Regions from separate parts of the Mus musculus genome. Here region 1 is linked to region 2. Evidence: chromatin loops called from intact Hi-C (ENCODE). Cell type or tissue: heart. All regions are shown on one strand. Each heading gives the region's core, and the rest is flanking DNA. Links, peaks and the distances in the headings are about the cores only.

Region 1 (12,756 bases), core at 2,853-10,852, 210 kb after region 2:
TAGGTGCCAGTTTGTTAGTTAACTCAAGTTCAACCTTAGGTCTAGGATGGAGTCTGGACCTAAAAGGTTTGGTCTCCCATTCTCCCCTTTCACTGGTAACTAGAAAGCCCAACCATGGGGATCCCTGGAGCTGGAAGGCTTCGTTGTCTAGGTTTTGGAGAAACTGTTGGTGACTCTTTATAACCGTAAGCTGAATAGTCTCAAGTCTCTCTCGTGTTTAGTAAGGCCCTTTCGAACCTTGGCCATTTATCTTTTGGGTATCTCTGAGTGGCTTTGAGGGCTGTACTATTACTGTATGTATGTAGGCCCCTTCTGTTTTGCACTGTCTCTGCCATGGAGCCTAGAGACTTTGGGAGGTGGGAAACCATATCTCATAATATAACCAGTATTACTCAGTTAATTTCAGCCTGGCAAAACAATATCCCTCATAGAATCAGCCCAGTGCCTTTGAAGGCAGGCAACAACCAACCCACAAGGATTTCTATTGGGATGTGCGCACATATTCATGACAGCAAATTCTGATATTAATTAGCACTTTATTGGTTTATGTACTTACATTATCGTAGATTACATTTGCTATTTTCTTGAGCATCACAGGAAACTCTTGCTCTTGTATTATACAGTCTGTGCTCATTTGCGTTTAGAATTTCCATATTGTATTCTCTTCATTCCTTCTTCTACTTGAGAACTTGTTATTGTGTGTGTGTGTGGTGTGTGTGTGTGTGTGTGTGTGTGTGTGTATGTGTGTGTTGCGCACATTCGAGCACACTTTCTGGAGTTGGTTCTCTCCTTTCACAGTGTGGGTTCCTGAATATAACTTATCAGACTATAAGTGCCTATATGAGCTGAGCCATTTCATAAAACCCTATTTCCTGAGAATGTCTATCTAGAATAATTTCCTTTCCTTTCCTTTCCTCTCCTTTCCTTTCCTTTCCTTTCCTTTCCTTTCCTTTCCTTTCCTTTCCTTTTCTTTTCTTTTTCTTTTCTTTTTCCTATTTTTTGTATAGAGGACACTATTTGGTATTTTTATAACAGGAACTTAAAAACTGTTTTTTGCTGGGCGTGGTAGCACATGCCTCTAATCCCAGCACTCAGGAGGCAGAGGTAGGCAGATCTCTGAGTTCGAGGCCAGCCTGGTAAGGCCAGAGTGAGTTCCAGGACAGCCAGGGCTACACAGAGAAACCCTGTCTTGAAAAACCAAAAAACAAAAACAAAAAACAAAAAACCTGTTTTTTACTAAGAATCACTGACTTCTCGCTTGGGCCTGCAAGCTAAAACCCTCTTCTTCTTCTTTTTTTTTTTTTTTTTTTTTTTTTTTTGAGGTTGGAGGGGTGGTTGTTTTGGTTTTTTTTTGTTTGTTTGTTTGTTTTTTCGAGTAAAACCAGTTTCTTGTCCTTCATTTTGTTTCTGTCTACCGTGTTTTGAGTTTGTTCCTCCTAACGTTTCCTGTAGGCATGCTATTTTAGATCATTTAGTTAAAGACTAATTAATCCTTCCTTCACCCAAACCTGTTTTCGTTACTGTTCTATTGCCATGAAGAGACACCATGACCAAGGCAACTCATAAAAGAAAGAGTTTAACTGGGGGCTTGCTTACAGTTTCCGGCAGTGAGTCCATGATCACAGTGGTGGAAAGCATGGCAGCTAGCAGGCAGGCATGGCGCGGGAGCAGTAGCTGAGAGCTATAGCCTGATTCAGAAGTTACAGGCAAAAGGGGGCAAAGGGCCGGGGGTGGGGGGAGGAGGAGGAGGAGAGAGAGAGAGAGAGAGAGAGACAGAGATAGACAGAGACAGAGAGAGACAGAGAGACGTGTGTGGCATGGGCTATTTATTTATTTATTTATTTATTTATTTATTGAGACAGGGTTTCTCTGTGCCTTGACTGTCCAAGAACTCAATCTGTAGATCAGGCCGGCCTTGAACGAGGGAAATCCACCTCCCTCTGTCTCCCAAGTGCTGGGATTAAAAGCATGCGCCACCATACCCAGGGTGGCATGGGCTTTTGAAACCTCATAGTCTAACCTCCAGTGACACACCTCCTCCCACAAAGCCACGCCTCCTAATTTCCCCCAAACGGTTGTACTGAACTGATGGTGATTAAACATGGAAACATATGAGCCCATGGAAGCCAGTCTTGTTCAAACCACTACACCTCCCCAAATGCAAATGTGTATGTCTAGAGCCCAAGCTGGGAACAAAGCAATATCAAAGACATGACTATCAGGCCATCAAGATGGCTCAGTGTAGGTAAAGGCACTTGCTACTAAGCCAAAAAACCTGAGTTCAACCCCTAGGTGTGGTTGGTAGACAGAGAAAACGGACTCCCAGAGGTTGTCTTCTGACTCCCCCCCCCCCCCCCCCCCCCCGAGACAGGGTTTCTCTGTGTAACCCTGGCTGTCCTGGAGCTCACTTTGTAGACCAGGCTGGCCTCGAACTCAGAAATCCGCCTGCCTCTGCCTCCAGAGTGCTGGGATTAAAGGCGAGCGCCACCACGCCCGGCTTAGTCTTCTGACTTTTTGTATATGTCCTGTGGTATATGCAACCTCATGTGTATGTAGGCAAGCACAAACGCACAGACAACTTTGTAAAAAAAAAAAAAAAAAAAACCAACAAAACAAACAAACAAACAAAAAAAAACCCAAAAAACCAAAAACCCTTAAAAGAGGGGCTGGAGGGGCTGGAGGGGCTGGAGAGCTGGCTCTGAAGTCCTGAGTTCAATTCCCAGCAACCACATGGTGGCTCACAACCATCTGAAATGGGATCCGATGCCCTCTTCTGGTGTGTCTGAAGAGAGCAATAGTATACTCATATACATAAAATAAATAAATCTTTTTTTTTTAAAGATTCAGCAATTAAGAACACTGGCTGCTCTATGAAGACTGGGTTTGACTCCCAGTATCCACACATTTTTACCTCTAGTTTCAGGGAACCAGCTGGCCTCTTGGCCTCTGTGAACACTAGCCACGCATGTGGTACACAGATACCCATGTAGACAAAACACTCAGACACATAAATTGAAACTGAAAGATATGAATTTTCTTCTTCTTTTTGAAAAAACCTGTGAATGTCTGCTTTGGTTCTTAAAGAATTTAATTTTGGGTATCTCGGTATACTTAGAAATATTTTCCATGGTAACAGTTCTTTCCAGTCAAGTCCTGAGGCCGTGATCTGGGGAGGATGGAGACCTCTGACTCATCCATCCTTCGATGGCCACACCCACAGCACGTTTTTAGAAGCTTCCTGTTAAGCACCCTTGAGCCCCTCTTTATTTATTTATTCATTCATTCATTCATTCATTATATGTAAGTACACTGTAGCTGTCTTCAGACAATCCAGAAGAGGGTGTCAGATCTCGTTACAGATGGCTGTGAGCCACCATGTGGTTGCTGGGATTTGAACTCAGGACCTTAGGAAGAGCAGTCAGTGCTCTTAACCTCTGAGCCATCTCTCCATCCCCTCCTTGAGACCCTCTTAACCTCAATCACTCTTCTGAGTGGGCCTATGGACCCTGGCACCAATGGTGCCAATATTGGTGGTGCATTTACACAGCTCTAAGTCTACTGACTCACCCAGCTCCTTCTACACATCTAGGCTGTGCCAGCTACCTCTATTTTCAAGCATGAGGACAGGAACCAGAATGGCACACCCTCCCGCCCCCCATGAGAGTGCTGAACCCCCGATTTAAAGGGCCAGGAGCCTAGATGGATGGAAGCAGAGAAAGGACATGACTGGGAAACGCAGGCATCTCTGCTCTGCCTCCTGGTTGGGATGGCTCTGCTCTGCCACATTGTCTGCCACATTGTCGCCACCACTGAAGAGACTGAGCTGAAACATTTTAACCCCTTTGTTTTTTCTTCTTGTTTCTTTTGGGGATGGAGATCAAGCTGTCATCTCCCTTTTAAGGTCAGTGTTTTCAGGGGTGTTGAGACGGTGACAAAACATACAACTGATAAGCATATGGAGGGAGGCCATATGCTAATGGCCTCCCTGGAAAAAAAAAGAAGAAAAAAAAAGAAAAAGAAAAAGGTCTGTTTACTCACTTTTCTATAACTACATGATAAGTCCTTAGTGCCACAGGAATTTGGCTTGCTTTGGTTAAAGGTGCTTGTGGCTTTGACCCAAGAACACATTCTAAACGTTTTACCCCCCTCTCTGGATTTTACATGAGGGGATTGGCGGGAGCTCTGTTGTTTCTCCATGGGAAGGCACACGGTTGCTCTGTGATGACTGCTCTGTGATGACTGCTTGGTAAAAGGCCAGTGGGAAGGTATCCAGAAGGACAGCGTCAATCCTTAGGAGATGGAGCAGTGATTCCTGCTTACAAGGTTACGGAAAGGCATGACCGATAGATCCCTTACTGGATGGTCTCAAAATTGATGGGGATACGGAGGTAAAGAGGAAGGAACTTGGAGAAGTCAGCTACTTCTGAGCACCTAAGCAAGCCAAGACACTGAGGAGAGGGAGAGTTCAAAATTTACTTAGGGCCTAGATACATAGGGCCTAGACACATAGGGCCTGGAGAGACAGGGCCTGGAGAGACAGGGGCTGGAGAGACTGGGGCTGGAGAGACTGGGGCTGGAGAGACTGGGGCTGGAGAGAGAGGGCCTGGAGAGAGAGGGCCTGGAGAGATAGGGGCTGGAGAGACTGGGGCTGGAGAGAGAGGGCCTGGAGAGAGAGGGCCTGGAGAGACAGGGGCTGGAGAGACTGGGGCTGGAGAGACAGGACCTGGAGAGACAGGGGCTGGAGAGAGAGGGCCTGGAGAGAGAGGGTCTAAAGAGATAGGGTCTGAAGAGATAGGGCCTGGAGAGACAGGGTCTGGAGAGATAGGGCCTGGAGAGACAGGGTCTGAAGACATAGGGCCTAGAGAGATAGGGACTGGAGAGACAGGGCCTGGAGAGACAGGGGCTGGAGAGACAGGACCTGGAGAGACAGGGGCTGGAGAGACTGGGGCTGGAGAGACAGGACCTGGAGAGATAGGGCCTGGAGAGACAGGGCCTGGAGAGATAGGGCCTAGAGAGACAGGGCCTAGAGAGACAGGGCCTGGAGAGACAGGGCCTGGAGACATATGGCCTGGAGAGATAGGGATTGGAGAGATAGGGTCTAAAGAGATAGGGCCTGGAGAGACTGGGCCTGGAGAGACAGGGCCTGGAGAGACAGGGCCTGGAGAGACATAGGGTCTGGAGAGACAGGGCCTGGAGAGATAGGGCCTGGAGAGACAGGGCCTGGAGACATATGGCCTGGAGAGATAGGGATTGGAGAGATAGGGTCTAAAGAGATAGGGCCTGGAGAGACTGGGCCTGGAGAGACAGGGCCTGGAGAGACAGGGCCTGGAGAGACATAGGGTCTGGAGAGACAGGGCCTGGAGAGACAGGGCCTGGAGAGACAGGGCCTGGAGAGACAGGGTCTGGAGAGACAGGGCCTGGAGAGACAGGGCCTGGAAAGACAGGGCCTGGAGAGATAGGGCCTGGAGAGATACGGTCTAAAGGTCATCAGTAGAGAGTTCATTAGAGAGTCTGAATGTTCTGAATTTCTGTATAAATAAAGACGGCTCAAAATATTCCAAGGCCACTCACTTGAACAACGGGAAGTGGTCAGAGCCTTCTTTTCGATGACACTACATCTCTTCTGGGCTACTAAACACACGGACAAGGGCTCCAGCAGGGTAGAAGTAAAAGACACAGCTAAGCATTGTTTTGTCCTGTTTTGTCCGGTTAGGCATGTAGTTCCCCAGTGCCATCACAGACCACAGGCCCAACACCAAATTCAAATATCTTGACTAGAGGGGCTGGAGAGGTGGCTTAGAGGTTAAGAGCACTGGCCTCTCTTCCAGAGGTCCTGAGTTCAAGTCTCAGCAATCACAGGGTGGTTCATAGACATCTATAATGAGATCTGGTGCCCTCTTCTGGCCTGCAGGCAGAATGCTGTATACATAAGAAATGTATCAATAATAATAATAAAAAAAGAAGGCAACAAATATCCCGACTAAATATCATTAGTGACAGCATAGTACTCCATTACTGTAATTTTTGTTTGCTTGTTTTTGTTTTTTTTTTGTTTTTTGTTTTTTTCGAGACAGGGTTTCTCTGTGTAGCCCTGGCTGTCCTGGATCTCACTCTGTAGACCAGGCTGGCCTTGAACTCAGAAATCTGCCTGCCTCTGCCTCCCAAGTGCTGGGATTAAAGGCATGCGTCACCACACCCAGCTCATTACTGTAATTTTAACAAAGTATAGGAACAAAGGTTTCTGTTATGTGCTCTTCTGTGTTTCTTTCTTTTTCTTAAAAAATAAAGATTTATTTATTTTATGTGTTCATACACTGTAACTGTCTTCAGACACACCAGAAGAGGGCATTGGATCCCATTACAGATGGTTGTGAGCCACCATGTGGCTGCTGGGAATTGAACTCAGGACCTTTGGAAGAGCAGTCAGTGCTGTTAACCTCTGAGCCATCTCTCCAGCCACCCTGTGTTTCCTTTGATTTAATCCTCACATTGTTTCTCAAATGTAACAATCCATCAGTAATTTTAAAAAGTAGAATATACTTTGGTGGTTTGCATATGCTTGGCACATGGGAAGTGGTATTATTAAGAGGTGTGATGGAATAGTTGTGGCCCTGTTGGAGGAAGTGTGTCACTGTGAGGGTGGACTTTGAGGGATCCTAGCGCTCAAGGTCTGCCCAGTGTGGAAGGGACAGTCTCCTTCTGCCTGCCTCGGGAGCCAAGATATAGAGCTCTCATCTCCTTCTCCTGCACCATTTCTGCCTGGACACTGCCATGCCTCCTGCCATGATGAAAATGGATTGAACCTCTGCAACTGTAAGCCAGCCCCCATTACATACTGTCCTTTGTAAATGTTGCCTTGGTCATGGTGTCTCTTCACAGCAGTAATACCCTAATAACACTAAATACTAAATACCAGCAGTCATGAAAGAGTTAAAATATTAAACAGTCATGTGTAGCATGCATATATATATAATATATATATATATATTTCTTTGAGTCTGGTGCAAATAATTTTAGCTGAAACAAAACTGAAAATCATGCCGGGAGTGGTGGCGCATGCCTTAGATCCTAGCACTCTGGAGGCAGAGGCAGGAGGATTTCTGAGTTCGAGGCCAGCCTGGTCTACAAAGTGAGTTCCAGGACAGCCAGGGCTATACAGAGAAACCATGTCTCGAAAAACAAAAACAACAAAAAAAAAAAAAACCAAAACAAAACAAACACCCAGACACATGGAAGATCATTACTTACTTGAGGGAATATATTAAGACTTTTATTTCCTGGGTTTTAATCTCTAACAGTCGGACTGTCGTTCCACATTTATTTTTTGTGAAATAACTCCAAATTAGCATTTGTTCCCTTGAATTTGTTTGGTACATGAAGCACTTTCTCCCACGAAGACTCTGTATTCATACCGTAAAGGTTAGGATCACTGACTGCTCTTCCGAAGGTCCTGAGTTCAAATCCCAGCAACCACATGGTGGCTCACAGCCATCTGTAATGACATCTGACGCCCTCTTCTGAGGACAGCTACAGTGTACTTATATATAATAATAAATAAATCTTTTAAAAATGAGGGAAATGTTTGTATTCTATTCATCTGCATCACATCTATGCATCTGCATCTTCCTTACTTGAAGGTTGTAATCCAAAACTGTTGGGAAACTTCAACTAAACAGCCCACAGTTGAGACCATTTCAGTAGCAGAGGTCACAGGGCGGACAGAACTGGCTCCCCCTGTTTTAATGGCTCTCTCAGTCTTGTCCTGTGTGATGGATGTAAGCCTTTACAGATTGTTAGACAAGAGCTAAGCTAAGCAGGCCACGAGTTGGAGCCAGGTAGAGAGGATGGCGTGAGCAGGTCAGCAAATTCTTGGGAAAGAAAGCAAAAGCAGAAACAGAGATTGGCAAAGAACAGAGCCCTACCGTCCAATGACAACGAAAACTAATCAAGATGGGTAGAAAAGAGTCCTGAGGAAAATTCAGGTTAAATCAGCTTGAACTAAAAGAATCAAACAAAAAAAGACCTTCGTAGAATCCAGTAAAGATATGCTACATAGTCTGTAGTCTGATTTCCAGTGAACTCAAAGTTATGCTACACCAAACCCACTGTGTGTGGGCGCGCGCGCGCGTCTGTGCACGGGCTAGGGGACGAGGCATGTGTGAAAATGCACAGCCTGGCTCATGCTAGAAAATGCTTTGCCACTGACTCACATCTCTACCCTCAAACCTGACTTTTGATAGACGTTAACATGAGATTCTGTGGTCAGATACTTTGATTTTCTTCTTTAATACTTCCACCATCCTGGTTGTATCTTGAATACACTCAGGTGTTTGCACAAATGTGTGGTTTAGCATTCTGCCTCGCCGCTGGGGTGTAAGAACTCCGCTGGAACTCAGAGGCGCTAGATTGCATTTATCTTATGCCTGCTGTCCGGTGCTGGGCTCAAGGAAAGCGCCGATACACCCACCTATCAGGGGAATGGGAAGACACAGCCTAAGATGTGGGAAGTCGAAGCTGGGGTTCCCTGACTCCTGAGTGTCCAGTCGCCACTGCAAACTGCGAAGAGGAGTCGGATCGGAGGGTCAGGGGATCCATGGGTCTTTGATGAGGACCCTGGGGCTGAGGGCTCCCAAACTTCTGGACATCCAGTCGCTGCTGAGGAGGGCCTAGGTAAGGGAGAACACCAGCTTAGCTCATCTGCGACTGTCCTTAGTTTAGCAGCGGTTGTCTGGGAGCTCAGAGGGGCTTCAGCAGGAGACAGGCTGTGCGGCGCTGTAGACCAAAGCTTTCTCCGTGCTCTCCGCGGCAGTTCTAGGTGAGAGACAGTCTTTAGTTCCAAACTGTTTATTGATTGTTCATCATGGAAAATGGGTGCATACCATCTCCTTAATGTGGACCAGAGATTAAATACGTTTTGCAGGAAAGAATGTCTGGGCAGGCAGTCTTATTGGCTAAACCCTCAGGGCTTCTAGAAAGCGCAACAGCATGGATAACTCTGTTCTGATCTACGTGGTGGTCTCGTTTCTATGTAGGGAGCCCGGTCACTGACAGGGGTCTGGTTGGAAGCAGGCGAAGCAGCTACTGTTCTCTCAGGTTTCTACACTTCCAACCCACTCGACCTTACCAAGTTTCCTGGCATGGTCCACTGCCCTACACAAGTGCTGAGCCAGAAAGCGCGAGAGTGTGTGTAAATCTGTCTCTACTGTCAGGGAACAGCTCAGGGCACATGATCTGCCCGAGATAAATCAGCAGAGCCTCATTTGTCTCTTATGAACAGCAGGAATTGGTTTATTCACAAAGGCTCGGCCAATGGCTCTTCCTTCCTTCCTTTCTCTCTCTCTCTCTCTCTCTCTCTCTCTCTCTCAAGGGTTTATTTATTTATTTTATGTATGTGAGTACATAAAACAGATGGTTGTGAGCCTTCATGTGGTTGTTGGGAACTGAATTTTTAGGACCTCTGCTCACTCCGGTCAACTCAGCTTGCTCAGTCCCTGATTGCTCTGGCCCAAAGATTTATTTATTATTTACATAAGTACACTATAGCTGACTTCAGATGCACCAGAAGAGGGCGTCAGATCCCATTACGGATGGTTGTGAGGCACCATGTGGTTGCTGGGATTTGAACTCAGGACCTTCAGAAGAGCAGTCAGTGATTTTACCCGCTCAGCCATCTCACCAGCCCCCAATGGCTGTTTCTAAATATAGGATAACATTTATCACCTTTCTTAGGACCAGTGGGATTTCCAGCTTTGACTTCAGCAAAGCTTAGCCCTACCGTCAACTCTTTCTCTCTACACCGGGACCTCACAGCTAGCTTTATCTGGGAACGACTCATGAATCACCTGTATTTGCTTATTTGCTTTCTCATGTGTCTGTATTCACATATATCAGGGCTAATGAAGACCTCCTAAGAGTGTTCTCAATGACAGAGTTGCAAATACTGTTTGCCTTGTTAGTCAGGACTAATGAGCTCACTTGCAGAAAGGGCTGGCAGTGGGTTTTAGTTTTGTTGCTTTTGCTAGGACAGGGATTGATTAGCTAATGACAGGCCCTTTAAGAAACATCACTAAGGCATCAATTTAGATAATATCCCCATCTTAATTAACTTGCGTAGGAATAAAAGACAGGTTATGTGTATGCCAAGAGTTAACAATCTCACATGATCTAACCATAAAGAGTTACATGTTGGAAATTGGTTCTAATGCTTTGATTCAACTGGGAATCTGCGTGCCCGAATGCTAAAGGTCTTTGTCTCCAATTGGTTTTTGATCAGTCAATAAAGATGTCAATGGCCAATGGCCCATGACCCTTAGATTTTAGAGCAGAATCACCATGACTGGGAAAGAAGGATGGGGCACAGTATTGACAGGATAGAAAGCCAACCAGCCAGGTGAGAACTCGGGTGGGTGGCCACTGGCCACTTCCCTGATTGGGCCTGGGGCATCCGGGGAAGGTATAGGAGTGCCCAGCCATTGAAGTAGCCAAGGCATTCTAAAAGTAAGCTAATGAATGTGTATCTTTTCATTCATGGATCCGAAGATAGCTCCCGGGCGGGTGTGCGTGTGCATTCCTCCAGGATCCGAAACAGCGCAGCAAAAACTCCCTGCTATCGTCATAACATTGAGTGTAAGAACCAATGGCATTTTTGAAATGTCTATTTTATGATTATATAAAATTTCACACATCTCTTTGAGAATGCAATGAAATAGGAGTAGGAAAATAAAGCTTGGGAAAAATGGGATTCATAAGAAAGCCACTTATACTTTATACAGCTTTAAGTGCTAGAGTACTGACTTGCAAATAGGCTAGTTTCATACACTCCATACATAAAGTTCATACAGATATTATGTTTTGCTCCTGTATAATTATGTAGTCCAATAATCTAAAAGATATTCATTTGAAAGTCTTCTAGCACTATAGCCAAGAAACAGGGTGTGCATGTGTGTGTGTGTGTGTGCGCGCGCGCGCGTACACGCTCGCGTGTATGGGTGTCCATGGATGCATGTGAAGGCCGTTGTGACAAATAAATAAGAAGTGTAATATTGGTGGTAATGACAACAAACTTTACCCAGAAGACACTTGTCCTTCAGGTTTTCAGTCACTTCCTGTTTTCCCTATGCGTGACAAGAGGGTAGAAAGCAATGCTCTAGGGAGGCAGGCAGGGGGTAACATGTGAGACATTAGTGTGAAGGGACAGAGGAGGTGGCTCAGTTGGTTAAGCACTTGCCACCTGAACAGTACGACTTGAGTCTGAATTCCTAGAACCTGGTAAAGCTGGATATGGAAGTCTTTGGTCCCAGTGCTCCTATGGTGAGATGAGGGATGGAGATGGGAGAATCCCCGAAATTTCCTGGATTGGGTGGCCTGGTATAGACTGACAGGAAAGAGACCCTGTCTCAAACAAGGTAGAAGGCAGAGGACCAACAACACCCAAAGCCATCTTCTGGCCTCTACATATTCACTGTGGCACCAACACTCTCTCTCTTTCTCTCTCTCTCTCTCTCTCTCTCTCATGTGCATGTATGCGTACATGTGTGTATACACACACACTTACATGCACACACACTTACATGTGCACATACCACAAACACACACACACACACCATACATACATCACATGCATACAGACACACCACACACATACACACAATCACATACACACACACCATACACTTACATATACACACACACATGAACACACACCACACACACTTACATATACACACATACCACACACACACCATACACATATCACATACATACATACACACCACACATATACACACACATCACATACACTCACTACACACACATGCTTACACATACACCACACACAAACAACCCTTCACACATTTGCACACATAACATATCCACACCCCCATCCCCTCTCACACACATCACATACATGCACACACATACAGACACAGAAACACACACATCCCACACACCCACAAATGCATACACATCCCACTCACCCCCACCCTACATATCACATAAATTAAAAAATAAAATCTTTAAAAAACAGTCTTGCTCACATCCGGCTTCCCATCTCTTGTTTGGTTGGTTCATTCTGATGGAAGCCAGCTGCATCTTGAGTCGCTCGAGAAAGAGGCCCACATGGCACACGGCTATTGGAGACTTCTAGACAACAGCCTCTAAGGAACTGCCAAAAGAGGTCAGTGCTTTCAGGCATCCTCTGAGATGATGTCTGCACCAATACCAAAGTTGTGGTCTCGTGATACGCCAAGCTAGGATGCTCAGCTCATGTCTGCCCTGATGCTTGACCCATGATCAGGTCAGTGACCTTTGGCTGTAAAGCTTTACTGTAATTTATAATACAGCAAAGGAAAATCAACACAGAATTATAAAACAGATTTATGACTTAAGAAAAGATTTGGGGAAGTACTTTTGCTTTTTATGGGTCAGAGAAACCTGTTTTATATACTGAAGAAAGTAAGGAACATTTGAAAACAAAGCAAAAAAGAGACGAGCCTTGGAAGAGCAAAGGAGACAAGAGGACACAGAACAGCTGGTTTCTCCAGCGAGCTTGCTCTGTGGCTGCATTGCCAACAGCCCGAGGGGCCTGCTTTGGAAGCCTGTCGGCCAGAGCGGGCCTGTGAACTCAGCACATGGGATCCTGGCACTCGGAAAGGTGGGATTACAAGGTGAGACCATCCTAGGTGTCATAGTGGGAGACTGTTGGAAGAAAGGGAGAAGGGAAGGAAAGATGACTGGACAGATAAACTGACTTCAGAT
Region 2 (12,756 bases), core at 2,151-10,150:
AACTGGGAGGTGGGGATGCTACAGCACTTGGGAGGCAGAGGCAGGTGGATCTCCATGAGTTCGAGGTCCACTTGGTCTGCAGAGTGAGTTCTAGGACAGCCAGGGCTACACGGAGAAATCCTGTCTTGAAAAACCTAAAATAAAATCAAAAGAAAAGCAGGGTTATTAAACAGAAAGCTGCCAGTGTTGATATATGTACAACAATGGCTGCCTTGTCTCTGGTAAGAAGTGGTAACTGTGACCATTGTGCTCATCATGGGAAACATGGTGTGGGGGGGGGTTAAAACATGGACCTGTGAGTGCTCTGCTCGCTTAGATTTATAAAGTCACTTCGTAATAACAACTGTGTAAAATGTCCATGCCATGACAGGGTTTGCTGGAAGATAGGCCCACTTGAGTTGGTTTCCTAATATTTTAAAGATCTGCGATAGCACCCTCGTGTCTTTCCCAGGTAAATCAGGCAGCTGCATGCTACACAGGCAAGTCCCTTGTGTGTTGTGTTAGTCTTGGCTGGTATAGATTGCACACGTGCCCAGACCCAGCTGAAAGTACCTTTAGTGCTCGGCTGAACCATTCACTTCGCAGCAGATTCTCAGACCTCAAATGTCTGTCACCTTCTAATGAGGCCAGACTCAATCAGGAGCCCACATTGGGAATCACGAAGCCACTAGCAGCATATTCCATATACCAATCAGCATAGCAACACACAGTGCTGCATCTCCCAGCAGGTTCCCGAGTGACTCCAAAGTGCTGTGCAATATGAAGGACTCCATAATGCGACATGAATAATCACCAGTTTGAATCTGGGTCACCTCAGCCCATGACTCAAAGATCAAACGCCACCCAATGGTAATGGGAGTGTGAGAAAGTACTGCAGAGACACCCCGTGTTTCTTAATGACACCTTTATGCCTCTTCGGTGCTGTTAAGGGCAGGATGGAAATCAAGCCACCGAGCCCTTGGTCTGGAGGCTAGCCCTTCAGGGTATAGCTGGCACACTTTCGTGGGGACTCTTGAGGGAAGTCACAGCAGCTTCTGTTGATCTAGCTTCTTAAGGCCCTTTCATCTTTTTCTGACCATGGGATCACTTCAGAGTAGTGATGTCTACTTTGCATATCCTCTTTCCTTTTTCCTGTAAAAGGAGAAAGACACTATATTCACATGTGCATGTTAGCCTTTAATATTCAACTTTGTCATGCTTATTTCAATTTGGGGGCATGGTTTCCTTGCAAGATGCCTTTATTGAATGATCGCATTGGGCCAGGCATGGGGTAAGGCTCTAAGAACACAAACACAAGAATAGTCCAATCGTGAAAGAATTAACTGTTGGTAGAGGAGGAAAAGGGCACTAGAAATGAAATATGAGTGTATATATGTATTTATATACATGTATATAAAGGGGAAGCGGCAGGCTGTTCCGTGTGATTTGTGATGGAAAGCATCAGGAAGTGAAAGAAGGTAGTCCTGAGCCTAAAGAATGAAGAATTGGAGACTGAGTCGTTCTAGACACAAGGCAGAGTGTACAGAAACCAGGAGAGAAGCGTGAAGTTCCTGAGCCGCAAGTGTACGTGGATCGAGCATTGGCTTTGCTGTTCGTTAAGGGTTTGTTGCCCGTTTACCAATGCTCAGTTCCAATCAGCAATAAGAGATGTGTTTGACAGCCTTCCCTCCAAGCTTGTCTTTCTCACGTGTGGGGGCCTTAAGCTTTGGCATAGGAGACTCCTCTTACAGGCTGAGAACAGCTGACCCTGACGCCGGGTATGCACACACGTGTCCTTTCTTCATTGCATCAGGACACGTCAGACCCTTCAGGCTCACTGAGACTTGAAGGTCCACTTGAGCAAAGATGTAGGCTGTGCTTCTGAGACGCTTGTGTTAGCTTCTGGTAGAGATTCTGTGGACAGGAAACGCCCGAGTGTCATCCAGTAGCCTCAGATGGTGACTTACTCCGTTGCCTTCTCTGTTTTGTTTCACGAAAACTTTTTTAATAATAAGATAAAAGCTTACAGATGTAAATAGTAAGGAGTAGCCACATAGGAGATTAGCAGACTCACTTCTGTCTGCTTCTCTTCCGCCTTTTGAGGCAGTGTCTCACTATGTAGCCTTGTCTGGCCTGGAACTCACTAAGTAGACCAGGCTAGCTGAGTAGACTCTCAGAGATCCACCTGCCGCTGCCTCCTGAGTACTGGGATTAAACGGGGTACACCACCGTGCCCAGGTCTTCATTTGTTGATATTTCTTGAATTCCTTTTCAAAAAAAAACCTATAATTTAGCAAAATGAAATGTTTTTTTTAAAGCTATAATTCAGCTTTTAGAATAACAATATAAACTACTATCCTTTCATCTAAAAGGAAATCCTATTCATTTGTCCTGTTTAGAAAGGTAAACTATCCTCTTACGGCTATAGTCCTTTAAGGTGGAAAGATTATAATTTTTGATTTAACATTCTAGGATCTCTTCTCTTCTAGTAGCTACTGATCATGTTTCCAGGCAGTCTGGCGTGTGATAAATATTTTGTAGCATATGTGGCTGAACATGCCAATTTCAAGGAGTTTTACGAGCTTTAATTAATTTTCTCAGCATCCAGATGCTCTTGATTTATTGATGGGAAATCCACAGACAGTGGGGCTCAGACTCGTTGCTTGAATTCATCTAGTAAAGGCGGTTTCAGACGTTGACGGCACGGTAGGGGGAGCTAAACACTCGATGCTAACACCAGACTACCCGGAGCCCAACATGGTTTCCTTACTGGGAGGCAGGAAAGTTGTTCTGCCTCAGGCTGCCTGTTAACCCAAAAGAAACCCTCTTGTGGGATGTTAGTCAAATTTGCATTTCAGATAACAATGGTTTTAGTGCACATGTGCCCTGATCGAGTGTTGCCTACAAACTACTCGCTGTTTATGTCAAGTTTACTTACCTGTTCTGAATTTCATGTGGCAACTCCAAGATGGCGGCTGCAGCCGCCTTCCCAGCTTCCTTGTCTCCTAGAGAGGGGAGGTTCCTGGTTCCTTAAACATATGTGAAGGCCACAGAGGGCATCTGTTTGGACAAAGACTGAGAAAGACTGAGCCCCACCCTGCTGGTTCCTGAGACCCTTCCTGACAGTGTTCCTGTGACTGCACATAACTGCACATGATACTTTCAGGCTTCTTGCTTTCCCTTCCTTTCTTCTCTGATCAAACCCGTCAGTGCTCTGTCCTTGTCAGCAGTGTCCTTACTGTCACCCCCATGTGGAAGCTAACTTAGATGTTGCCTCCTTGGAGGGAGCAGAGCTGGTGATGATATATACCCATGAGTGGGCTTGCCTGCCCCGAGCAAAGGAAGAGAGATGTGAATGGGAGCTATGGGAATGGTTCTACTGTGACCATGACGGGGCTAGGGGTCGGGGGTGGGGAGGAGGGAGAGGCACCCTTGTCCTTTGCTCTAGAAGGCAAAGGCCTTCAGAGGCCCTGGCTTGCTCTCGATGGTCAGTGAAGCATGTCTGCTTTCCTGCTGCCGTATCTAAAAGCAGATTTGGGAAAGTCGTTCTCATTTTTTTTCTCTAGCCAGCTACTCCAGGGAGTATTCGTATTTGTTCAGCCATTCAGTTCCTCAGAGCGAGCGAGTATGGAGTGATTTTCAGTCAGATGTTTGTTTAGGAGGAAATAACTCCTTAGCACCAAGGGGACTCCCTGATTAGCTGATTAAAAAAAATAAATTAAAAAAAAATATATATATATATATTAAAAATAAAGAAGAAACTGGGGTCTTTCTCCTGGGATTAAGTCGGCCTCCGTGCTGCTTTTGGTTTTGCTGTTCTGCACAGGTGACTAGGCAGCTGGGAAAGATTTTGTATTTGCAAAATGTTGTCGTGGTTTAATCTTTGATGGATACATTGATAGGGTGCGATTTAATTTTTTTAGGTTTTCTTTTTAAGTGCTATAAGTTGTGTTGCTGTAAAACATGTAAAGGAAATAATTGAGATTTATTTTTTATCTGCTTTCGATGTATTATTTCTTTGCAGCGCTGGGAATCAAACTCAGGGCCTTGTGCTTGCTATGCAAGGACTCTCCCACCCAGATGCCACGCCCCAGAGAGCTATCTTCAGCAGTTGTAGACATCAGTGTACTAACTAGGTAGAGATCTTTGAGGGAGGAGATCTTTTGTTTTGTTGTTTTTGAGACAGGGTCTCTCACTGTGTAACCCTGGCTGGCCTGGAACTTACTATATAGAACAATCAGGCTTCAAACTCACAGAAATCCTCCTGCCTCTGCCTCCTGAAAGCTGGGATTAAAAGCGTGCACCACCACACCCCGTGTGACCTTTTTTTGTTTGTTTTCAGTTTACAAATGTTTATGCATCTTCCTAACTTAGTTTTTAAGTGAAACCTGTTCAAGTTGTTCGCAGTTAAAACGTGTATCTTGTTCTTGGTTTACCTACCACAAAGTTGTTGCGATAGTCCGCCATGTCACATGACCAGGTCTTGCGTAGGAGGAACCGGAAAAAGAAGCTGAGGTCCTTCCTTCCGGGCTTTGCTGTGTGGCAGGACAGCCTTCAAGGCTTTGCTGTGTGGCAGGACAGCCTTCAAGGCTTTGCTGTGTGGCAGGACAGCGCTTAGCTCCCAGGCGCTCTGGGGAGGGGAATGACAGGGAATGACGGACCTCCCTCAGCACGTGAGTGTTGTGATGTCCAAGGAGGACTGAGAGCCATCAGGCTGAATGTTTTCATCAGTACCTAAGGGCTCAGGACATGTGAGATGCTGGTAGGAATCATAACACGATACAGCAAAAAGCAAATCCAAGCTCCCAGCTGGTGATGTGGATCTTGACGCGGTTGAACCCAAAGCCTTTAACCAGCGAAGTCACCTACTGCTTCCAAGGAGGCAAGTGCGAGGACTGGCTGCAGACCGGTGCCAGTGTCTGGCCAGCGTTTGGTTTCCTACGATCGAGCATAGACTCGGACAACTGTTTAACAAGTGGGTAATGGCTTCCCTTCTAGTTTCAAGGAATTTATTTTCAATCAACTATGTAATATAAGCTACACGGGCATTCTTCTTTTTCCTCCTTCTGTTGTCTTTTAGCTTTTATGTATTCTCTTAGAGGAGAAAATAACCTGTAATTTTATTCTTCAAATACCTCCTTCAGAAAATAGCTTTTATCATGCTTGGAATGCCGCTCAGTGGGAGAGTGCTTCCTGGGGTTGCTTTTTGTTTTAGCTTGAGGACCACCCCAATCTATGACACAATATGGAGGGGGCCAAAATACTTGAACTTTCTCCTCACCCTGATATTACATAGGAATGCTGCAGAAGGGGGCCACGTGTTGCTCTGCCAACCAGATGAAAGTAGAATTTGGGGGAGGGGGCGATTTGGGAGAGGGGAATCTGTGTGATAAAGTCTAGGATCCTAGAAGGTCTCATACTTGCTAAGACAACTTTTAGGGTCAAAATGAAATCCACCCAACTATTTCCTATTAAATTAAACTGCAGACGGGGGCTGGAGAGATAGCTCAGGGCTTAAGAGCACTGAGTGATCTACCAGATGTCTTGAGTTCAGTTCCCAGCAACCACATAGTGGCTCACAACCATCTGTAATGGGATCTAGTGCCCTCTTCTGGTTGTGTCTAAAGACAGCAACCATGTATCACATACATTAAATAAATTAAAAAGTAAATAAATTTTTTTAAATTAAACTTTATTATTATTGATATCGATATATAAACAGTGACAAAGTAGTCTCCTAGATTAAAAAAAAGTAATAATTTGAACACTGAATAAACGTAAAGGGCCTTTCTTGAGGATTTACATAATTATGAATAAGCCGGATGCTTTAGAAAGGCAGGAGAGCTGCACCCAGTCAGCAAATCACAGCCCACAAGCTGTGGAAGTCAGAGATGTGTCTTGTCTGCCGAGCTGCCATATGGGATTTATTTAAAACCGAGGCCAAAGCTCCTTAACTCCTTAGGACTCCTGTGAATTTTATCACGAAGTCACTTCATGACCCATTTGGAAAACAGTCATTTAAGCACGGACCCAGACAGCTTTATAACAATGCATAGTAAAACATAGGTCATGAGTGAGTTGAGAAACAGGACCAGACTACCGGCACCAGCAGGGTTAGTCAGGTAGGTGGACACAGCCACCCAGGTGTCTCCGCACCAGGCCAGTGCAACGGCTAATGAGCTCATGAACCTGAGACCAGCTTCCTATTAGCCTGGTGCCACCAGATACCACGCTGGGACATTGATTGCGATTGATTCTCAGAAGGAATGCCCTGGGACATGCGGTGCCCGTGACGCCCTCCACCTATCCCTGCTTTCAGAATCTGCTCTTCAGCTTCCAGGCATACCTGCCAGCAGACTTGGCAACTATCATATCCCTCAACTTCAACATGAAGAGCTGTGTCCCCATGATTGATCCATCTATCCCAGGGACTATGTCACCACAAAGGAGTTAATTTGTCTTGTTTGAAGGGGAGGTTTAATTGCACAGGTCGGTTTAAAAAAAATGTTAAATGCCTGCTTTTGATTTTTCGTCTGTGTCTTGCTTTTTCTCCAAGACCTCAGAACAGTGCAATCAATTTCCTTAATCAGCACAGCTGGGCCATAAGTGTGCTAGAGACTGTGATCTAAAACCTGAGTTAATGAATCCAGTGACAAATAGACTGTCCTTAACGTGACTGCTTTGCAAAACTCCTCCCTCAGCCAACAGGAGGAAAATAAGCACTAGGGGGCACTGTTGAGCTAGAAACGACCTCTTCCGAACCAAGCACACCCAGAAGTGCTGGCTTTTTACCAAGGAACTTGGCTTCATTTAAAACTGCAAACCTAGGCGCACTAAGAGGTTTGGAAATTTTGTTGTTAGAGTTAAAGATGATCCCTAATTAACACTCTTATGTTGTCTCTTGCTGAACTCACTTTGTACCTGAACTGTTTTAATGTCTCATATAATGTTGCTTTTGAAAAGGGCTAGCAGACAGCTCTTCTAGACATTAAAAGCTAAGACAAAATGGTGGAAAAAGTATGCACCGCCTAAGAAGCAAAAGTACAGAGAGAAAGTAGTATGAAAAAATACACAGGGTACATTCAAGTGAAAGGAGACGGTCCGAAAGGTTCTTTTGGGGGGAAATATGAATATGAATATATATGAAAATGTGAATATGTACTATTGGGTTTTTTTCCTTTCTTGTTTTATTTACTGCTAAAATAATATACTGGGGGTAGGGATGCTAGACATATAATTACACTCTTGGGAGTTTGGAGTGAGGAGTTTAATGTCATCCTAAGCTACATAGCAAGCTTTAAGATAGCCTGGGCTACACAAAACAAAAAACATGGCTCGGGAGATAGTTCATTTGGTAAAATATAGGCACGAGGACCGGATTTGCCCCCCTCCCCAAACCCATGCTTTAAAAAACTTGAGTTGGTGACAAAAACTTGTAGTTTTTCCCTAGGTGGGGATGTGGAGACAGGCAGAATCTCTGGGACTCAAGGACTAGCCAGGCTAGTCTACCTGGAAAACTCCCAGCTAGTGAAGGACACTGTCAGAAAACAAGAGGGCTGGTCCCTGAGGCAGAACACTCAGGCCTTTGCAGTGTGCGCGTACACAAACATACACAAGCACACACACACAAGCATATTCTCTCTCTCACACACACACATGTACACCACACGCACACACACATACATGTGCTTGCACACGGATGCATACAGACACATACACAACCACATACATATACTCATACTTGCACACAGATGCATATACACACACTGGCGCACAGATGCATACACACATGCACACACACTCACAAACAGACTCACACACACTCACACTTTCTCACACATACGTGCACCATATGTATACACACACGCACACATGCATATACACACAAAGACATTCGCACACACATGCATAGATACACACACACATAGATGACACACGCACACCCACACACACACACATGCTGCTTATCTTTCCTGGCCCACACAGAGGCCTGAAGAGGAGCAGTTGTTTCCCATGATCCCTCCTTACTGCCCCATCCCCAAACTACGCACTCTAGAGAAGCATTTAGCTCAGTCTCTGCGGTCGTGTGACCCCTGCCCCAGACCTTGCCTTCCCTACAGCCACACCCTTGTATTGCTCCAAGGTGGGATTAACTAGCTTAAAGAAGGTCTGTGCTTCAAGGTCCAGGCTCAGGGCTCTCTCCATGAGAAGTGTTCCACAGGAGGAAGTATAATATAATAACATACAGCCAGGCAGTGGTGGCGCACACCTTTAATCCCAGCACTTGGGCAGCAGAGGCAGGCGGATTTCTGAGTTCGAGGCCAGCCTGATCTACGGAGTGTGTTCCAGGACAGCCAGGGCTATACAGAGAAACCCTGTCTCGAAAAACAAAACAAAACAAAACAAAATAATAATAATAATAGTAATAATAACATACAATGTTTGTATTGCTGTCTGACTGTGTTGACTTGGTGTTTGTGAATAAAGATTGATTAATTAGTTTTTGAGACAGGGTTTCTCAGTGTGATCCTGGTTGTCCTGGAACTCACTCTGTAGACCAGGCTGGCCTCCAACTCAGAAATCTTCCTGCCTCTGCCTCCTGAGTGCTGGGATTCGAGGCATGCAGTACCACCACCATCACCATCACCGCGCCGCCACCTCCACCACCACCACCCCAGGGTGGTGAATAATGGTTTTAAATGTAGTTAACTCTTTTATAGTCTTTGTGTGCTTCCAGTTGTCTATTGTTAGTGTCCTCGCCCAATTACGAATATAAGTTAATCATGCAAATTAAATGTAAGTTAATCCTATGTGTGATAATTGAATTATTGCTGTCTGTTACTGGCACAGTTGAACCCTGCACACCGTTACACAATAGTAAATGTGTCCTTTTCATTTTGTTTATGTTCCACTAGAAACTTTGGGATACAAATAATTGAGACACCCTCCCGCTGTCTTCCAAATACACGTTTGTCTAGTGGGAAAGTCTGCCTGAAGCTTAGGAAGTGTTAAGTATTTGTAGGTTGTAAAATATGACCCCCAAGAAAGAACTCAATAGTGGTTAGAAAGGGATGTTTAATCGTGGAAATGATATGACTGACAAGGCAATTTTTCTTAGTGTCATTTCACTTTAGACATCGTTAGACCATATTTAGTGGTGCATGTCTTTCATCTCAGCATTCAGGAGGCAGAGGCAGGTGGATCTCTGTGAATGTGAGGCCAGCCTGGTCTATCTATGGAATTTCTGGCCAGCCTGGGTTACATAGGGAGACCCTGGCTATCATCAAAAGAGGAGGGGAGGGTGGAGCAGGAGACTGCTAATTGTTTGGGGTGACCAGCATCAAACATTTGTGCCGCCCTAGTTAATAATCATTAATAGCACCTCTGAAATCCTTTTTTAAAAAAAATGTCCTGGCTCCCGTAACGTTTGGGTTCTTCTCCGTCTGCTAAATATCAAGCAATTGTCCAGCCTTCTCTGTGTCCATTTATCCTGCAAATAAATGTGAAAACAAATCGGACCCAAAAAACAAACAGACACAAACCACCTGCAGCCCGTACACAGACGGAGAAGAAATGTCCCTCTTGCGCCTCTGGCCTTACTTGCCTGAGGCAAGTTTCGGCTGTGGCTGCCAGTTAGCTGCAGTTTCCGAAATCACGGAATTTTCCTGGTTATAGTTTAAATATTTTTATTTAACCTGCTAAGACTTTAGTACAAACTGTCTCTGTCGGCCATCCAATGTTTCCGGCCAGTGATTTCTCTCAAGTCATGTTGCCAACTTTCTTCCACCTGCATATAATTTTCTCTTTTCTTACGGTAATTAAGATATTAAGGCCAGTCTTCCTAATGTCTTCTCCATACTAGAAAGTAATATTTACATTTTATTTATTCCCGTCAGTCTTTCCCATGCGCTGGCAGTTCTCTGTGTGTTTGCTCCTGAAACCTCACATCTTTCTTTTCTTTACTTTTTTTTTAAGATTTTTTTTTAATGTATTTTATGTATGTGAGTACACTGTCGCTCTCTTTAGAAACACCAGAAGAAGGCACTGGATCCCATTACAGATGGTTGTGAGCCACCATGTGGTTGCTGGGAATTGAACTCAGAACCTCTGGAAGGGCAGCCAGTGCACTAAACCACTGAGCCATCTCTCCAGCCTGCATCTTTGTTTTCTTATACTGACTCATTCATGGGTCTGTTTCTCACGAATGGCTAGTTCTAATTCTTATTTTATTTTACAGATTTGTCTATTTTTATGTGTATGAGTGTTTGTCTGAATTCACAGGTACCACGAGTGTGCCTGGTGTCCACTGAGGTCACAAGAGCGTATTGGATTCCTTGGGACTGGAGTGACAGATGGTTGTGAGCTGTCATGTGGGTGCTGGGAACCAAACCCAGGTCCTCTGGAAGAGCAGCCAATGCTCTTATGCACTGAACCATCCAGCCCCTGAATCTTTGTTTGTTTGTTTGTTTTTGTTGTTGTTTGTTTTATTTTTGAGACAGGGTCTCACTGGATAGACCAGGCTGGCCTTGTACCCACAGAGAAACACCTGCTTCTTGCTTCCTGAGTGTGGCATTAGAGATGCATACCACCAAGTTACAAACCCTAATTCTTGTCTGTAAGCTCTAATCCAGAATTGCTTTCTTTCAGAATTCACCATTCTTAATGTTTTATCAACCAATTCCAAGTACTTCGTAATCTTTTAAAAACTTTTTGTAGTATAGATAGATGGATGGATGGATGGATAGATAGAGCATTGACATTTTATTGACCTCAAATTGAATTCTTTCTCTCTTCACATGGTCTCCAGGGAGTTTTCCCTCTCTGTCTTAGTCTTTCCCTCTTTCATATTACTGTATTAACATATGCATGTGCCTTAATTTTTTTCTTAACCTCTTGATTTGCAAATGAGTTATATTTTCCCCAGTGTACCTTTAGAGGCTACATTGACCGTGCATCACTGTGGTTTGATTATTTTTTAAGACAGGTAGACCCACGTTCAGTAGGCCCAAGTTGTCCTAAAACTTGAGGTTCCCCTGCTTCGAGTTCTCAAAGGAGGGATTATGGGTAATTAAGAAGTACCTTATGACTAAATAATATCATGGCTTTTGATTGACATGGCTTTTCATAAGTACTGTATACAAGTGCACCATGGATATCGCTGCACTTAAGAACTCAGTCATTGGTACTCAAAATGTCCTGAATGGAAAGTCTCACAGATCTCATTTATACTCTAATAAGTTTCTCTTAAGAATCGGCAGCATGTATTTTACCCCATCTTTAAAAAACGTGTTACCTTCTAAACCTAAGGTTTAGAAGTTTAAAACAAAATGCTTCATTAATTCTTAGGCAGAGTAGAGTTAACCTCCTGCAGACGGCTACAAAAGTCATAAGTTAAACAGAGTAGGGGAAAAAAAAAAAAAACAAAATAAGTATTCAGGAGAAAAACCTGGGTAAAGGGAGCATTCTGTGGGACAAAGGTCAGAGAAGTGACTGGGTGTGGAAAAGTCCGGTTCTTACGGGAAACGCCTGGCCACTGTTACTTCTATTGTGGGCACTTTAAATGGATCTTTTACTAACAATACATACAACTCAAGGAAAGGGGGAATGGATTAGTGCTGGATATGTGGTCCACCTCAGCAGGTGACAGTTGGTTATTAATGAGCCTCGGAAGGATGTTTGATAGTCTAACTCTAGGCCCTTCCCTGACATCGGCTTTCTAATAGCTTCAAAGAGTTTCTGGGGCTTATCTCATTTTGATCTTGTCAGCGAGGTGACAAATGCCTCCAGGGAGCGGGTCGGATATAACCCGTCTTCAAAGAATTTATGATTTCAGCCATCACAAACCCTGGCCCACTTCTTTGTTCTTTTTCAGGATGGAGTTCTACTCCTATTTTTATATGACTAGTCAATGCTAGCGGTATCGTTACTATTATCAGAGCCTCTTGCATGGAGATAGGGCTGACCCGCCACAATGGGGGCTTTTTTCTTGACTCAGATATCCATCTATACTTGTATGGGTCCTTTCAAATAGTGGTACCCTCGTGTGAGATGACCTTCAGAGTTGGTGATACTGGCTTCAGCCCTGATAAGGTGTGCCTCTTGCCTAGTCCCAGTAAGATTCAGAAGTTCTGGTCAATTATAAAAATTGACCCCACCCCCTCCCTGCCCCTTTGTGCTCTCCTGTTTGTGCCTCCTTTGCCCTCTTTTCCCTGTTTCCACGCTAGCTAACAAACAGTCTTGAACAATAGAACGAGTGTAAATTTGCATACACATTTCAGAGATGGTGTGTGTGTACCCAAAAGTCGAAAGATAGTCCATTTAAGTGGATTTGGAATTTTAATTCTCAGCTTTGGTTTTGAATAGCTGGTCTCCAGTTCTTTCTTTTCTGGCATCTTAAGGGTTCTTGGGGGCTAGGACGGGGTCGGGGGGCAGTAGAAAGATGGCTCAGGAGTTAAGAGTACTGGCTGTTCTTCCAGAGGACTGAATTCAATTTCCAGCACCCATGTGGCGGCTGACAATTGTGTGTAACTCCAGCTCCAAAGGATCTGACACCTTCATATAGACATTAAAAACAAAACAGAACAAAAAAAAAACCTAAAAAAAAATGTTGGTTAGACACTAATTTTGTGAGATGCTGTTGTCTGTGATTGTGTATGGCATAAAGAAAGAAAGCCCTTCAGCACAGGCAATAGGCTTCACCCATCCATCTACCATGATATCTTCTACTGTGGAACCCGTCATGTTGGGTACAATCCATACCAGAGCCAACAAGTCAGT

What was found. A loop is a pair of places that touch in the nucleus more often than their neighbours do. Peaks named below come from ENCODE experiments on the same cell type or tissue, not always from the same donor. Only the 100,000 strongest peaks of a DNase experiment are listed, where the experiment ranks them.
Region 1: a loop joins it to region 2, with 2.8 times the contacts of the local background. A loop is called at or near these places in 3 of 42 quality-filtered maps.

Annotation. Positions count from the first base shown.
Region 1 is chr15:93,365,193-93,377,948 of GRCm38, reverse strand. No RefSeq gene overlaps it. Among named protein-coding and RNA genes, the nearest start is that of Zcrb1, 27 kb to the left of the region's middle. In heart, for the core only: a CTCF peak has its summit at 5,903 (motif pointing left); no DNase peak of the experiment used is centred there; H3K27ac peaks cover 464 bases.
Region 2 is chr15:93,570,003-93,582,758 of GRCm38, reverse strand. The region is part of intron 1 of Prickle1 (prickle planar cell polarity protein 1); the gene reads left to right. Among named protein-coding and RNA genes, the nearest start is that of Prickle1, 20 kb to the left of the region's middle. In heart, for the core only: CTCF peaks have their summits at 2,690, 5,588 (motif pointing left) and 6,695 (motif pointing right); a DNase peak (open chromatin) is centred at 6,708.